Regions from separate parts of the Mus musculus genome. Here region 2 is linked to region 1. The links are chromatin loops, found by intact Hi-C in ENCODE. Cell type or tissue: gastrocnemius. All regions are shown on one strand.

What was found. Peaks named below come from ENCODE experiments on the same cell type or tissue, not always from the same donor. Only the 100,000 strongest peaks of a DNase experiment are listed, where the experiment ranks them.
Region 2: a loop joins it to region 1, with 7 times the contacts of the local background. A loop is called at or near these places in 22 of 42 quality-filtered maps.

Annotation. Positions count from the first base shown.
Region 1 is chr13:53,753,099-53,761,098 of GRCm38, forward strand. All of the region lies in intron 3 of Gm34439 (a long non-coding RNA gene), which reads right to left. Among named protein-coding and RNA genes, the nearest start is that of Gm34439, 31 kb to the right of the region's middle. In gastrocnemius, no CTCF peak of the experiment used is centred here; no DNase peak of the experiment used is centred here.
Region 2 is chr13:53,450,417-53,458,416 of GRCm38, forward strand. It overlaps Gm2762 (predicted gene 2762), which reads left to right. Exons shown (of 8, transcript NR_037991.1): 7 at 2,102-2,213; 8 at 3,685-5,214. Among named protein-coding and RNA genes, the nearest start is that of Gm33763, 6.9 kb to the right of the region's middle. In gastrocnemius, no CTCF peak of the experiment used is centred here; a DNase peak (open chromatin) is centred at 4,843.

The DNA of each region.
Region 1 (8,000 bases):
GTTCTTCCTGGCTGCAGGTGGTTTTGGCTGAGGCGTCAAGTCTGTGGGGATGCTCTGAGAGGCTGGAGAGGAGGTGCTGCCACTGTGGGCAGCTCCTGAGGGACAGATCCTGTGGTGCTATTTCACGAAGGCTGTAGGATATAGGCTGTAGGCAGGGAAAGGAGATGCACCTCACTGGAGAGTTCCTGTGATGGCTGTAGGCTGAGGAGGTGTCCTGGTGCTGCTGTTTTGACAGGAGCCGCCATTTTGATAGCTCCTGCAGGGATATTTTACAGCGGCTGTAAGTGGGCAGGAGGGAGACGCTTTGATGGCTTTTGCAGCATCCAGTTTAGGGGTTACAGGAAATTCCCCTTCAAATTTAACCCACGCAGCTATGACTGAAACGCAGAGGTCCAGACCATCATGAATAACAAGCTGACAAGATTTCCTTCTGAGAGAGAATTAGGTCCACTCTGAGAAGGGAGCTTAGCTGGCCTGTCTGTTCCATGGATCCGCATCCCGGCATATGCAACAGCATTGCTAAACAGGGCGCTGGCCCAGTATGGTGAGAATATGAACTTACGCGGCTTGTACAAATAGGTAGTTCAGTCACACGTGTGAGTGAACGCCACACATGCCGGAAGTAGGCAGGGCTGAAGGCAAGACAGGACACCAGTGACCATCTCCACGCCCCAGGCCTGTGTGTTTCAATTTCCCTTTCTGAGGCCTCATCAGAGCCTGAAAAGGCCACAGACAGACAGTCCTTGTCCCTTGAACCAAACACACTGAGGAGCAGGCGAGAATTGTGACTAAGTGCCTGCAGCCTGTTTCTTTAACTCGGGAACATTAAGATGGGCAAAGAAGTAACCTGCCCAAAGTCGGGCATTTTGGAACCGAGTGCCAAGGCCTGGTCTATCTTGGTGACAAATCCCTTATACAGTCCATTGTGATGGGGGGCCTGCGGGTCATGGGTGCTTACCCAGTGGTGTGGTGGTGAGCTGCCTTCTGTCTACTCAAACCTGCAATAGAAAATTCTGTCCCAAGGCATCATGGAGGAAATTCTATTGTAAGAAACGTACGACATTTGAAAGTGATTGGAGCACAACAGGATTCCCTGTATACAGGTGTAGGGTTGAGTTCATCCTGAGTTTCCAGAGGGAACTTGGAGAGCAAGGGTGACGGGGAACAGAAAATGAATGGCTTAGGATGGCCAGCCTGGAACGCTCAGGGAGTGACAGACTCTCACTGGGCTCACAAGAGGATTTAGTGAAATCTGAGCTTCTTGCGTGCATATGTACATACGTACATACGTGTGTGTGTGTGTGTGTGTGTGTGTGTGTACATGCATGCCTGTGTGTCCGAAGGAACTTCTAAACTTCTGCACGTTGAGTCCTTCACCTACACTGGACCCTGCTCTTTGTTCTCTTGGCTTCGTGAGCAGCAGATTCATAATTTAATGTGTCTATGACTGTGGAGATGGAAACCTGAGCTTAAACCGAGCCACAGACCTATGTAGAAGGCAGGGCCAGGGAGACTGCTCCCAGACGGCACGTGGGGAGGGCTGTTTTGTTTGTTTTGTTTTAAACTGAAGTGTCTTCTCGGGGGTTTTCCTTGACTGCAATCCGTATCCCTGAGTAGCTTCCTCCCCCCCCCCCCCCGGCCCGGAGCATTTGCCTGGAGCTGCTCTGGATGTTCCATTTTCATGTCTAATTGCCTTTCTTCTCTGTCATTTTCCAAATTAAACAAGAAGTAAGCATATTTTAAGACTGTTTTTCCCCCCTTTTTGTCTAGTTAGTTGAAAGGCAAGAGCCTCAACTTCAGGGAGGCGCCGGGCTTGGGCAAGGACAGTCTCTGCCCTGGGCCCAGGAACACTGGGGAAAAATGGCAGAGTTTGGATTGTAGGGGGGGTCATAGAGACCATCCTGAGCTGGAGGCAGGGGACTTTAATATTCATCAGCAAATCCTCTGTGTGTGAAAAGTCAGGTCTAATCTTGTAAAAATCTCCCCGACAGGTCCTAATGGAAACTGACACCCAGGGGTTCTCTCAAGCTCCTACCTCTTCATTCCCAAACTGACCGGAGTGTAAAGAACGCTCGCTCGCACGTTTAATATCTCTAATGTGCGGCTGCCTTGTAGCCTCGGGAGAAGGACAGGTATTCATTTCCATAGATTACTTTTTAACCATTTTTTTTTCAGAGTGGGGGTGGGGGTGCTGAAAGAAAACAGAGACAGAGCAGATGCCTCCAGCCCTTTGATCAACTGCTCTGCAGACAACCAGGCTGCCCGCTAGCACCTCTTTAACTACAGCTTGCCAGGAAGAAAATGAGTAGCTTTAGCTCTGCAATTACAGTGCCTGCTGAAGGCCTGTCATCGCAGCCAGGGGGACCTGATCCCAGCAGCTCAGCTGCCCCAGAATTACAACTGCTGGGCACAAAGTTAAATACCCCCTGGGATGGGCAGCTTCGTCTAGGCCCAGAAGTTCCAGCCAGCCCTTCCCTGCCCCTCAGCCACTAGAAATATGAAAAACTGAAAGCAAGCATGCAGGCTCAGCCAGACGGGCAGAAGGGACTGGGAACAGGGAACAGTGGCCTTATCTTCTGCCTGGGAGTCAGGAATGCAACTGTGGCAAAAGTCTGATTTCTGGAAAGAGAAGTGGGGAGGAGATGTAGCTGCCAGGCGTCTGGGCACATCATCTGACTGTACCTATGCGGGACAGTCAGATAGAAAGCATTAACTATCTATTGGTTTGGGTCAGATGGGAAAAGGGACGGTAGCAATATGACTTCCTGAGGAAGTTTAGGTCGCTCACCTGATCCCCCAATATCTATATGAGATATATCATTCATATGCCTACTGTTTCAAGGCCTCAATCTCTGACTCCGCCCCATCCTTCTTTGCTTGTGTGCCGGGCACCTGTGCTATCCATAAACAACCCTGGTTCCTGCCATTCCATCTTTGTAATTACTGTTCTCTCCTCACTTGTTTCTCAGGTGACTCTCTCCTTTCAGGCATCCCCACTCCACCTCCCACCCCCTGAAGCTCCAGAGACACTCTGCCTTGGCCCTAGCATGCCATGGAGCCTATCTGGGTCTCTTCCCACAGAGGATTCACCCACTCACTGTGAGCTTCTAAGGTTTTGAGGTTTTGATCATGCTAGCCACCCAGGGCTGGACGCCGTGGCTGATACAGGCAGAACTTGGATAAAGCTTCAATTAGATAAACAAGACAAATAATAAATTTTCAGCAGAGAAAATAGAAGCTCACAGACATTCAGTGGATAGATATGCCAAAGGTGAAACTGAGGCTCAGGTCTGCCTGAGTACAAAACCAATCTGTCTGGAAGACTGCTACATGAAGATGCTATGTGAGAAGGTTCACTTCTCAACTAGAGACTGGGTTACCTGGACTGTTGGGACTGGGGCAGGGGAATGAACAGGATCAGAGGCAGAAATCTCCAGGGGCCTCCGCAAAACTTGGGCACTGAGCCTTCAGAGTCAAAGTGAATGGCAGACTCAGTGCTCACACTATCAGGTTCAAAAATAAAGACAGGATGTGCTCTAGTGACCCATGCTTCAGGGTCAGATAGGATGCCCATTGGCTTTAAGTAGCTAAGACTTTAGGCATCTATTCTCTCCCTCCCTCCCTCCCTCCCTCCCTCCCTCCCTCCCTCCCTCCCTCCCTCCCTCCCTCTCTTTCTCCCTCCCCCCCCCCCTCTCTCTCTCTCTCTCTCTCTCTCTCTCTCTCTCTCGGCTCATTTCTCAGCTGCACCCCGGGCACAAATTAAAGGTTTCTCAGGCTTATCCTAGGCCCATTTGATAGAACGGAGATTGATGTTCTGGCTGCATGGTAGCATAGGTCAGGCAGTGGCTCCTGCCCTCTGTAACCATGCTTCCCTGGAGCAGGTGTGTGATGAACCCTCCTATCCCAAGGCTGCCCTCCTCTTCTCTGGCAGCATCTGGCTTGAGTTCCACAGGCGACTCCCGAAGAATGTGCAGAGAGGAGCTGGTGACGAAGATCAATTGCAGACACGACAAGACATTGGTACTCTTTGGCTCCACGAGGCCGGCCTGGTTGAGGGGGGAACTCTTATGACTTTCCATGGCTTCAGCGATGACAGCTCCTAGTAAAGTCACAGATGGCTCCAGCCCGTCCCCCTGGGGTAAGGGCTTTCTATTCATGTGGTTTTTACTTCTTTTCCCTCTCTGCTCATCAGCAGAGATCCCTTTATTTTAAGAACAATGAGAGAGGACAGCTGGGAAACTGCTGCCTTTACTTGCTGAAATTCTTTTGACATCTGCTCATTGCTTCGTAATTACATCTCCGACTCTGTCTTCTCCCACAAATTAGGGTGATAGCTCCGTTCCAGTCCTTCACGGGCTCATTCATTTGTTGATTCACTTAAATAAGTGGTTACTTGTGCCCGAGGAGATGAGGAGGAAGTGACATTAGCTTCAACGTCAGGCGCTCATCCGCTGACCGGAGCAGGCCCAAGTATGCACCGCACACTTACTCTGTAGGCATCGGGCACTAGTCTGAGTGTGCATTGCACACCTATTGTGCACCAGACATTGGCTCACGTTCTGGATTTACCCCTGGAGCAACCTAGCCTGAGAGCTGATGCCAGGTTGGAGAATGCCAAGATTAAACAATAAGTAATCAGAAATCAGCAACACCACCAGTGAATAGGGCCAGGGAGAAAGGCACACAACACAGTGCCTTTGACCCAGAGGACAGAGGAAGCTTATCCCGGGAAGTATGGCTGGGCCTGGCGGATAAACAGTAGGAACAGGCAGTGTGCATCTGGTACTAAAGGCAGTTTTGTGAGAATGAGTTACTGAGCCGGGTACTGGTGGCTGGAGCGCAGGATCAAGGCCCTTGGTGAAAGGAAGCTGAGAAGCTGAGTTCAGGTCTGATCACGTGGGGTTTCATGGCCCACAGCAAGGGGTCAAACCTCAGCACTCTCATTCTGACTACAGTCTTTATTTCTGTTGTTCTTACTAATTTTGAAACGAAGAGACTGAGTCTCAGAGAGATTCATTTACTCAGCCAGCAAACATCCGCGAACACCTACTGTGTATTCAAGCAGAGGCTGCCTCTATGAGTGGGTGGGCTGGGCTCTTTGATGTAGAACTCTTCCTAAACGACAAAGGCAGGGCGAGGTCTTCTTGTTCCAAAGTCTTCACTTTGTTGATGTTAAGCATCCAGGACTCAGCCTGAGATAAGAGGTGCCCAGGGATCCTCTCTAATGCTTAGCGTCTAGCTGGAATGGCCTTTGCGGTTTGTTCATGGGACCCAGACAAGTGACCTGTCACTCCCCACTAAGAGATTCCTCCCACCCTTAAATTCCTAAAGAGGGGAGCTGTCAAATAAGGAGCAGGACTGTGGCCTTGGCCAGTTACTGTGACAGAAGAAAGTTCACTTCAGTGAAAGTGTTGTCACTGCTGGGGCAACTTCAGATCCATATTCTTGTCTCATTCCCATCTTTGTAGATTAAACATGGTCAAAGAGATGGCAGTAAGCTGTCTTGAACCTTTGCTCCTGCTCAACTGCTCTGTGCACAACCTAAGGTGAGACAGGAAAAGATGTACCACAGAACCCACTGGCTCATGAGAAACAGTCTATTGTCCACGTACTGTTTCTTTGTTGCTGTTTTAGAGTGTTTTTTTTTTTTTTTACCTTTTTTCTTTTTCCCAAAGGAGGTAGGAGGTTGGGTGAGACAAGGTCATACTTTGTAGCTCAGGCTGTTATGTTTTGTAATGCAGTGGCATGATGCGGAGCGACCCTTAGTAGGTCTATATTGAGGTGCCCCCCCCCTCAGGTACCAGCCATACGGTGAGTCTAGTATAAATGAAGTTTATTTGGGGCATGGGAAGCGGGTGTGGGAAAGAAAGGGGACAGAGAAAGAGAAAAAAACGAGAGGAGAAAGAAGGGAAGAGGTTGCCTAGGAACATGTAGAGAGGGGTGGGGGTGTGGGAAAGGACAAGGAGAAAGAAAGAGGGCAAATAGAGAGGCACAGGTGATGGGGGTGGGGTGGGGAGGAAGCCCAAACTTGTTTTATAGCAACCCAGTCTCTAACCTGGCTGTTGCTAGGTAACTGTTAGGTAGAGCCTAGAAGAAATACTAACACAGGCTCCACTTGAACAATATAGCCCAAAGTACTGGGGTCGCAGCCATGCACTATCACGTTTAGCTGAACCATTGCATTTTGAGGTACTCAGTTTTGGGGTGTTGCTATTCATCAGTAGCTGGAACTCTACTGAGCGTGCCCCAGTAGGAAGGTGTGGAGTGATCTGCATCAGCAGTTCTTTGAAGAGAACATAGGAACAAACAAGCATATGACGAAGTGTTCGAACGCGTCCATCATCACGGAGTGCCATCGAAACCACAGCGAGATGTCACTTCACTCCTCTTGGCTGGCTAGCACAGGTCCAGGTACTTCAGCGTCACTGTGACAGACTACCTGATGCAACCAAACCTCTAGAGAGGAGAGGTAAACCTGGGCTGCCATTCCAGAGGCTTCCATTCTCACATGAAGGCAGCATGGTGGAGCTCCTGCTGGCAGGAATGTGTGGCAGAGGAGGAACCAGCGGGGACTCTGAGAACCAGGAGTGAGCACAAACTCCAGAGACCCCCATCACACCAGTTGGGCCTCCTCTCTAGCGCATTCCACAGCCTTCAAAATACTGGCCCAAGCTAGCTGCTGAGTTTTCAAAAACTTGAGCTTGTGAGATGTTGCAGATTCAAACCTCAGCTGCCATTTTCAGAACAGACCATGGGGACTAGAGTAAGTGCTGGTGAGGGTATGAAGGGGTGGGGACAGAGAGAGCTCAGACACTGTGGAAAGTGACATGAACGGTCTTCAGATGCACAACACAGAGCTGTAGAAGGGCATAGGTGTCTTGCTTCTGGGCACAAGCCAAAGGAACAGAGCCAAGACGCTTTGGGTTATCTGTATCCCCTGATCACCACAGTACCATTCCTAAAGGGCAAGGTCTGACGGAGCCTAACTATCCACTGATGTATGAATGGATGAATTAAGGAAGAAGATGGGTACCTGTGATATAATATTGCCTGCATTTCCAGTTTGTTCCCTCTTTACTTCCTTTCGAAATTTAGGTGGTGAGTTCTCAGCATCCTGTCCCTGCCACCAGGCCTGATGCCCGCTAGCATGACTTCCACCACAATGGGCTCTCCTACCCCTCTGGAACCATAAGCCTGAGTAAACACTTTCTTCTCTAAGTTGCATGGTCATGGTGTTTTATCATAGTCACAGAAAAGCAGCCATACACTCCCAGCTTCTGCCTAGTGTCCCACAAGGTACCAGCTTGCACCACTCATAGACCACAACGTAGACGAAACATCATTCTCTTGCTCCGAGGTGAGTGGTGGACTCAGGACTGGTCAGAGGGAGATGGGTATTTCTCTGGACAGTAATTGGTTCATAGGTAAGCACATAACTTAACTGAGGCCGAAGGAGCTCATTCTCGGGACCCAAGGGGCTGCACCTGAAACCCAAGAGGAGGTGAGGCTGCAAGTGTTAAGTGTTATTATCCTCTTACCGCATAAAGAAAGACTCACAGAAAATGGAACCCGTATCAAAGAAAGCAGAGCTATGGCATGGAGAAGTAGTGTGGAGCCATCCTTTGAAGGCTGGATGTGGCTACATAGGAGAGTATGTCACTCCAGAGTGTATAGTTGGGAGTCTACTGGTGTCTCCCTGTCAGGGCCATGAAAACCAACCCCTCAGCTCTGTTGCCCTGGAGCAGAGGTGATTGGCAGCCCGGCAGGTTTACTCCAGTCAACCCCATTCTTGACTCTCCCCAGCTGGTGGCTTTGCTCTAGATTTGTCCAGTGGCCTGGCCCCAGAATGCATTGCTGCTCCAGTTCTCTATCCACGCCTCCCTCTTTCCATTTCTCTGAACATTCTGGAAGCCGGCCTCTTCTAGCTCCTCCTCTGCTATAGTTTCATGAGTTAATGGAACCTGGTGAGACCTTTGGGAAGTAGTCGGGATTAGCTGAAG
Region 2 (8,000 bases), 300 kb before region 1:
ATCCATGGTCTTTATTTTAGACTCCAGAAAGAGCAAATGAAATGATCTTTTTGAATATAACTTGAGGATCTACTTTAGAATTTTCACCAAGTTCAACATTAAAATTATTTCTGTTCATGGTTTATCTTTTTTTGAAACAGGTTCTTGCTTTATTGTCCAGCATGACTGGAGCTCAAAAATCTTTCCACATCAGCCTCAAATTGCTAAATAACAGATGTGTTCCACCACACCCTGACTATTTGATAATTTAAAAGAATATACTAAAAAATAATAAAAGTTGGTGTTTGCTTGATGTGTGCCATCTGCTTTGTATGTGTTTATAATGAAGGTTGGTGCTGACTGAATGTTTGGTGTGTGCCGTATCCTCTGTGTATATTCCACAAATGTTCACAACGGCCCTGCCGTTGCTAGGTAAGGAAGTGGAGACAGTTAGCCAGTGCCACTCAGCATGTTATGACATCACGAGGTGTCACCACCACTGCCATCAGCTACCAATGTAATACACTAGGGAAGAGGGAGCTGGAGCCCCTGGAACTGGAGTGATCAAGATTCAGTGATCAAGAAACTTGTTCAGAAGGAAATCATGAAAAGATTAAGAAAATAAAATCCTCAAAACCAGAATACAACCAACAGGAGACGCTGGAGATGCTGGAGATGCTGGAGATGCTGGAGATGCTGGAGATGCTGGAGATGGTTTCTGAGAGAATAAGAGATGTGGGAATGAATCCGACCTGAATTGTGTGAATGGAAGTCTTCCTTGGATTTGAACTCTTCTTAATCATTCCACTTCACTCTCTATCTTCTCTTCAGCACCTTCAAACTCAATTTCATGTTTTTAAAGAGTGAGGGCAAGAACTGCCAGAGGCCAGTGAGAAGAGCCCCCAGAAAGCTGGTGTTTACTCAGGACAACTTTAGACACAAAAGAAGTCACATTTATCGTAAGGATCCAGAACAGACCCTGACACCCAGTGAGTGGCCTGAGACTCCTGCAGTGGTCATTGTCTTGTTCAGAAAGGAGACAAAATACCACAGCAGTGCCCAGGGTCTGGGTGTCAAGGGGGTTGGCTCTGTTCCAGAATTTGGAGAACACCATGTCACTGATGCGGTGGAGAACTTTGAAAACTGAATATTAAACCTATAGCTTTGTCTATGGAGAACCTTTGACTTTGTTCTGATTTCTGAATTCTTCTATTGCAGAAATAAGTTTAGGCACTGACTGCTAAGAATGATGACCGGACTTCCGTCCCCAGAACTCACACAACGGAAGGGGAGGCACTGATCTTTTTAGCATATTAAAGATGACCATGGGGCTGGAGAGTCAGCAGTTAAGAGCACTGACTGCTCTTCCAGAGGTCCTGAGTTCAACTCCCAGCAAACACATGGTGGCTCATAACCATCTGTAATGGGATCCGATGCCCTCTCCTGGTGTGTCTGAACACAGCTATAGTATACTCAGATATATTAAATAAATAAATAAATAAATCTAGAAGAAGGAGGAGGAGGAGGAGGAGGAGGAGGAGGAGAAGGAGAAGAAGAAGAAGAAGAAGAAGAAGAAGAAGAAGAAGAAGAAGAAGAAGAAGAAGAAGAAGAAGAAGAAGAGGAAGAAGAAGAAGAAGAAGAAGAAGAAGAAGAAGAAGAAGAAGAAGAAGAAGAAGAAGAAGAAGAAGAAGAAGAAGAAAGAAGGTGGCCATGAGAGAAATTGCAGAGCCCTAGGATGGGGGAGGACCAGCAGCCCCATGAATGACCCTAAGAAACAAGCCTTGCTCAGTGGAGCCTGTGTAGGGACAGTGGCCAATGTTGCAGCTGGCTGTGACCCTCTCTCTTTAGTCTCAAAGACCTGAGGTGGACTTGGAGGTTGTCTGGTAGAAGTTGTGATGCTCTTCTCAGGAAACACAGCACATGTACTCTGTGACTCTCACCTTCGCCCTCTCTGGTAACACAGGTAGACTGGGTATGAGCATCAGCCAATATCCCCACCTTTCACCCACAAGTGACTTTTAATAGCATTAACACACGTTATGTTCTTCCCCCCTAAACTATGGCTATTTTAATTTTAAAAGATTGCCCCAATATTCATAATGATCCTCTGCTGTGCTTGCAGACAGGAGCCTCGCATAACTGTTTTCTGAGAGGCTTCATCCAGCAGTGGATGAAACGGATGCAGAGAGACCCACAGCCAAACATCAGGCGGACGGAGCTCGGGCATCAGAGCGGTGGGTAGAAGTGAGCAAGCCAGAGGGGTCAAGGAAACCGGGAAGACCTGCGGAGTCAACCGACTTGGGCCTGTGGGGGTGCACAGAGACTGAGACACTAACCTAGGCTCCCTACACATTTGTAGCAGATGTGCAGCTTGATCTTCATGTGGGTCCCCTAACATTTGGAGCAGGGACTGTCTCTGACTCTGTTTGCCTGCCATTGGATCCCCTTCCCCTAGCTGGACAGTCTGGTCAAGCCTCAGTGGGAGAGGATGCACGTAGGCTTACTACAACTGGATGTCCTAGGGTGGGGAAGGGGGCTTCCCCTTCTCTGAGGTAAGTGGGGAGGAGGGGCTTATGAGGATGGGACTGGGAGGAGAGGAGGGTGGGGCTACGATCAGGATGTAAAGTGAATAAGTTAATTAATTAATGAAAAAAAATGCTGTGTCCTGAGTGACCACAGCATTGCTACTCCCTAGGCAAACACTGCACTGTGCATGACTTTCCGTGGGCACTGGGGTCACTTCCTCCCCAAGCCACTCAAATGGTTTTCTCACCCTCAAAGCGGTGGGCAGATGTAACACTTTTCCTGTATCCGCCCTTCATTAGTTAAAGTTGGGGCTTTCGTCCTTCCTCACTGCTTCTCCCTCTTCTCCCTCTCTCTTGCCCTATGGCATCCTAATGTGAGACTCACTTCTCCTGCGAGCCGAGTCCCGTCCCCCCAGGAAACTCCCAAGGCCCAGTCTTCTGGGGTGAGCGGCTGGCTCCTTTGCTCTTTTGGAAGCTTAGGGTTGAGGGTTGTTGGTTTTTTTTTTTTTTTTTTTTGTGAGCTCTGTCAGGGAGGTGTGGCATCGGGGTGGAGAGTCTGGGCTGATGCACCATCTCAGATCATCTCCATCACAGTACCAGCCTAGAAACCATGCACAGTGGCAAGGAGCCTCCAGGCTAAGGCCCTGTGCACGGTGCCTCCTTCACTGGTCGGTTTCCTCATTCTGGGGAATGTGTTTCCTGCATGGATGGGCTTCATTTTCAGATGAAAAGAGGACAAACCATTGTATATCTTCTTCCCAGTTTCCTAGTGACTTGTAGTTCTTTTTTTTTTTTTTCCACCCAAATCTGTCCGACATATTGCTGGAAAGTTGGATGCTTCCTCCTCCTCCTCCTCCTCCTCCTCCTCCTCCTCCTCCTCCTCCTCCTCTTCTTCTTCTTCTTTTCTTCTTCTTCTTCTTCTTCTTCTTCTTCTTCTTCTTCTTCTTCTTCTTCTTCTTCTTCTTCTTCTTCTTCTTCTTCTTTTTCTTCTTCTTTTTTTTTGTCCCTAAAAGTGTGAGACATTTATAGGCAGCTGAGAGAAAAGGAATTTTGACCTAATTTTGCTGGTAAGGAAATTTCCAAACCATGAGTGACAGTTCCTAGGGTGGCATGGGTTTACTTGGCAGGATCTGCTGTCACATCTCAGTGGCTTTGATCTTCATTATTTGGTGTCTTCCAGTGGATGCTCCAACACTGCACAGGAAGCTAAAAAAGAAAGGTCAGTCCCTGGCACTTACAAGCATGGTGTTTTCTAGTTGTTCTCAAGCAGAAGAGATGGAGGACCAGAAAGAATAGAACAGTGCCCGTTTCATGGGGACCGAACACACTGAGAGAACCTTACCACAGTTAAGTCTCTCTGCCCACAAGGGACCTATGGGATCCACCATCACACCGGGAGATCAAGGCACAGCAAAGACACATATCTGGGACTCACAACTCAGATCCTTCTATTCCTTGTAACTGCTCCATTAAAGGCACAGAAAAGAAAACGGTGCCATTTTACTGATGGATTCAGTGCAACAGATGGACCATCCACCTGACCAAACTGCAGAATCGAAGTATCCATGCACGGAGATATCATCTTCACAGAAAATTAAAAATCCCACATTTAAATCTCCATATAGTCACAGACTCTATTATATGACTGCAAGCAGTTCCTTCCTGTCTGAGCCTCAGTTTCTCTATTACAATGGAGAGAGTTAAACTAAACAGATTTTCCCCAAAGGATGCCACATGCTTTTCGGTCCTCCCATTCAGAGCTGACATTCTATGATCCTTCCCCCACCCCCACCCCCACCCCCAAACAGTTGGAGTCTTATTTTTAACTACACATAGATGTCTCTTACAAATTATCCAGGGTCATGGATTAGCTGAAAATACAAAAGCTTAATTTCCTCTGCTTGGCTACTGTTATAAATGATGATCAAAAGAGTCAAAGAACAAACAGAGCTGGCTGCAGAGAGAACGCTGGGATGGGGGCGGGGGTGGTGGTGGCAATCTTACCCAGGACCCCTTGCGGTCGGAACTCTGGGGTCTGTAATTCACTGCTGCTTTGGGCAGGCTGAAATGAATCATAACATTTTGAGCCCTCAATGGAAGAGAGAAGAAAAGGGAACAAGAGGCCAGCGAGAGTGAGCGCCCAGTGTTTCCCCAGTTAAATACATGTTTTCATCGAAGCGTTGATGGGTTCAGAGGAATGAATGGCCACGATTTAGTTATCTTTTGGATGGATGATTTTAAATGCTTGTTGGAAGGGTCTTTGATGAGACAGCCTCTTCAAGCCACACCACAGCACAGACTGGAAGTCTTCGGGACCGGGGGGCTCTCGCTGTCTTTCAGAGCCGGGAAGGCTTTGCGCTCTGAGATTCCTGACGCTGGCGTTTCTGTTTCTATGATCCCCACTGGCACACGGCTCACTTCCACCCTTTCAGACTCTCATCAGACAGCATGTCATAAGATGGGGACGGAGGGGGAGAGAGGGAGAGACTGTAGAATCTTAACTCATGCCGTGCTTATTTGGGGCTGGCTATGGTTTGAATGTCTGTGTCTTCTCCTCTGGAGAGATTCCTGTTGAAACTTAATCCCCATTACAACAGGATTAGAAGGTGGAGCCTTTTGACAGTGATTAGGCCTCAGGGCTCTGCTGTCACGGATGAGATTAGCACCTTCTCCACCAAGGATGGGATTAGCACCTTAATAAAGGGGCCTGAAAGAAGGAGTGCAGCCCTTTCGCCTTCCCCTCCCTTCTGCCATCCGAGGACACGCACTCCAGCTATGGATATGACAACAAGGAGACTCTTGGAGGCAGAGAGCAGCCCCTCTCCCAAAACACACTAGTGCCTCGAACCTACATCCCCAGAAATGTAAGGAACAAATTTCTATTTTTAAAAACATATCATTATAGTTTGTTCTGTCCGTGCAACATGTACCCAGTTCTGTGGTAGACTGAGGAAGGGTGACAGATCTGTTCACCTATACTAGAGAAACTGCTAGAACTTCTACTTTCCCCAGCTAGCTTTTGCAAAATGAGGTGGCTGGTGGTGTTGCCCAGTTGTGGTCCTGTACCCTGACATTTTTTCAGCTTGTCTCCCATCTAGGCACCAGGGAAACTAACAAATTTTAGTTGTTGGTCTTCAGCGAAGTCCCGTCTTGCAATCATGCTCCATCAGGCCCTGGTCCTGCCCATTTGAGAGAGTCGTACATCTATCCCAAAGATGAGTCCTAACAGGCACAAAACACACTATACAGTGAGGGCTTTCTCTCCAAGTCAAGCACTGTGAAACATCTGCTGCCTCTTGTCTTCCTGTAGTCTCACAGCAACCCCCAGAGCTAAGCGCTGTTGTGTGGACATTGCATATGGGCCTCTCAGGGCCCATTGTCAACAGAGAATCAGTCCCCAAGTGGGCGGTGTCCACTTGTGATTCCACGAGAGGCTGCCACCTCACCAGGAGACATAGACCAGAGTTAGCGGCTTTACTGAATATTCCTGTTGGCTCTAGTACTTCGTGAGCACCGTTAAACTTAGTGCACTATAGTATTCAATGAAGAAAGTTAGCCATTCAGATTTTCCAGCATGCGGGGTGCTAGAAGTATGCTTAAAACATTAAAACTCGGATTTGTGGGGCTACTGATTTATTGTCCCCGCATCTCAAAGAGGAACATGCCAGGGATTGGAAAATACTGAGAAACTTGGAGTGTTTTTTTTTTTCCTACCAAACTATAGTGCTAAGCTGTAACATTACATGAATAACGTATCATTACAGACACACACAGCCACGCATGTACATGCGCGTGCTTGAACACCAGTTCACTCATACCATGTGGAATGATAACAGCACTTGGGGGGTGTATTTAGAACACAATGTAAGCTAGTACCTGGTAAATGATATCCATGATGCTTAACCTGGAGAAAGTCCTCCTTGGATAGTGAGTTTTAAATCTCATGCTGATGACCCTAGGACATAACTTTGAACATGGAATAGACTTTAATGTCTCTACCTATGCAATGAAAGATCAAGAAACCATAAGAAGGAAGGAAAGTCAGACACGGCATATCACACAAATGAACTTTGAGTACATTGTGTTAATTAAAATAAGCCAGACACTGAAGGTTAAATGTCGCAGGACTCTGCTTGTGGGAAGTACCTAGAATAATCAAACTCACAGAGACAGCCGAGCAATGGTCTTCGGGGCCTACAGGGAAGTAGGCCCCGTTGTTGACAGGGAGTTTGAAAGATAAAAAACCTGGGAGCTGGAGATATGGCTCAGAAGTAGAGCATCCGCATGGTTGGATAGGCATGCATGAGGCCCTGGCACCCAACAAAGAAATAAGTTAGCTCTAGAGCCAATAGCAATGAAGGCTGTACAACCTGGTGAATATACCTCACGTCACTGAGCTGTACATTTTAAAGGAGGTAGAAATGATGAGTTTTCTGACAACTGAAAGAAAAGAAGGGGGGGGGGCTGGTGAGATGGCTCAGCGGTTAAGAGCACCGACTGCTCTTCCAAAGGTCCCAAGTTCAAATCCCAGCAACCACATGGTGGCTCGTAACCATCTGTAATGAAATCTGATGCCCTCTTCTGGAGTGTCTGAAGACAGCTACAGTGTACTCACATATAATAAATAAAATAAATCTTTAAAAAAAAAAAAGGAAGAGGGGGAGGGAAGGAGGGAGGGAGAGAGAAAGAGAGGGGAAGGCTCATAAGGAAAGAGACTGGGATCAAAAAGGAAAGCTAGTGATAACCACCACATTTCTCTAGCACTCCCCTACGTTTGAATGTGGTAGTGGTAGAACTGAGATTTCGTGTCTAGTCATCCTGTGTATTCTGGAGAGTATGTGCATCTCACATCAAAGTATGGTGTGTGTGAGGTCACAGTGGCACAACTAGTAGCTACTTACCACTGTCTACTGAACTAACTGCAAATGAGTGAATGAATATTCTATCAACCCGTACACTACCTCTCTACCAGCCATGGTGTGCTAGCTCCAAATTCCTCTTTAAAGTAAACCTGATATTATTATTATTATTGATTATTATTTTGAGACTTGTTATATAGCCTTGGCTGGCCTGGAACTCACCAAACTCACAGCAATTCTGTTGTCTCCGCTTCCCAAACACCGAAATGTCAATCTTGTTCCAAAGCATGCTGAGTTTTCTGTTTGCACCTTGACATCTCCACTCTTGTGAGCAGCTCAGGCCCCCTCCCCTCTCTGCGGTCCCAGTCTTGCAGGCAAGCTACCCAGCTGGCAGAAATAACACAAATGACTTTGCAAAGTATGAAGGGACACCTGAGTGGCACTTCTTACAATCAGGCCTGAGATGACTCTTGGATAAAGCTTTGCAGGAGCAGTCCCCATGCCATAGATTTACAATACATGGAGTTACCTGAGTTCTGAAACCGGTGTAAGTACCCAAATAAATGAGCGAGCACAGTCAAAACGGAGCCTCAGCCTTACAGAGTGCTCTTTGTCCACTTATTTTACGGGAGTTACT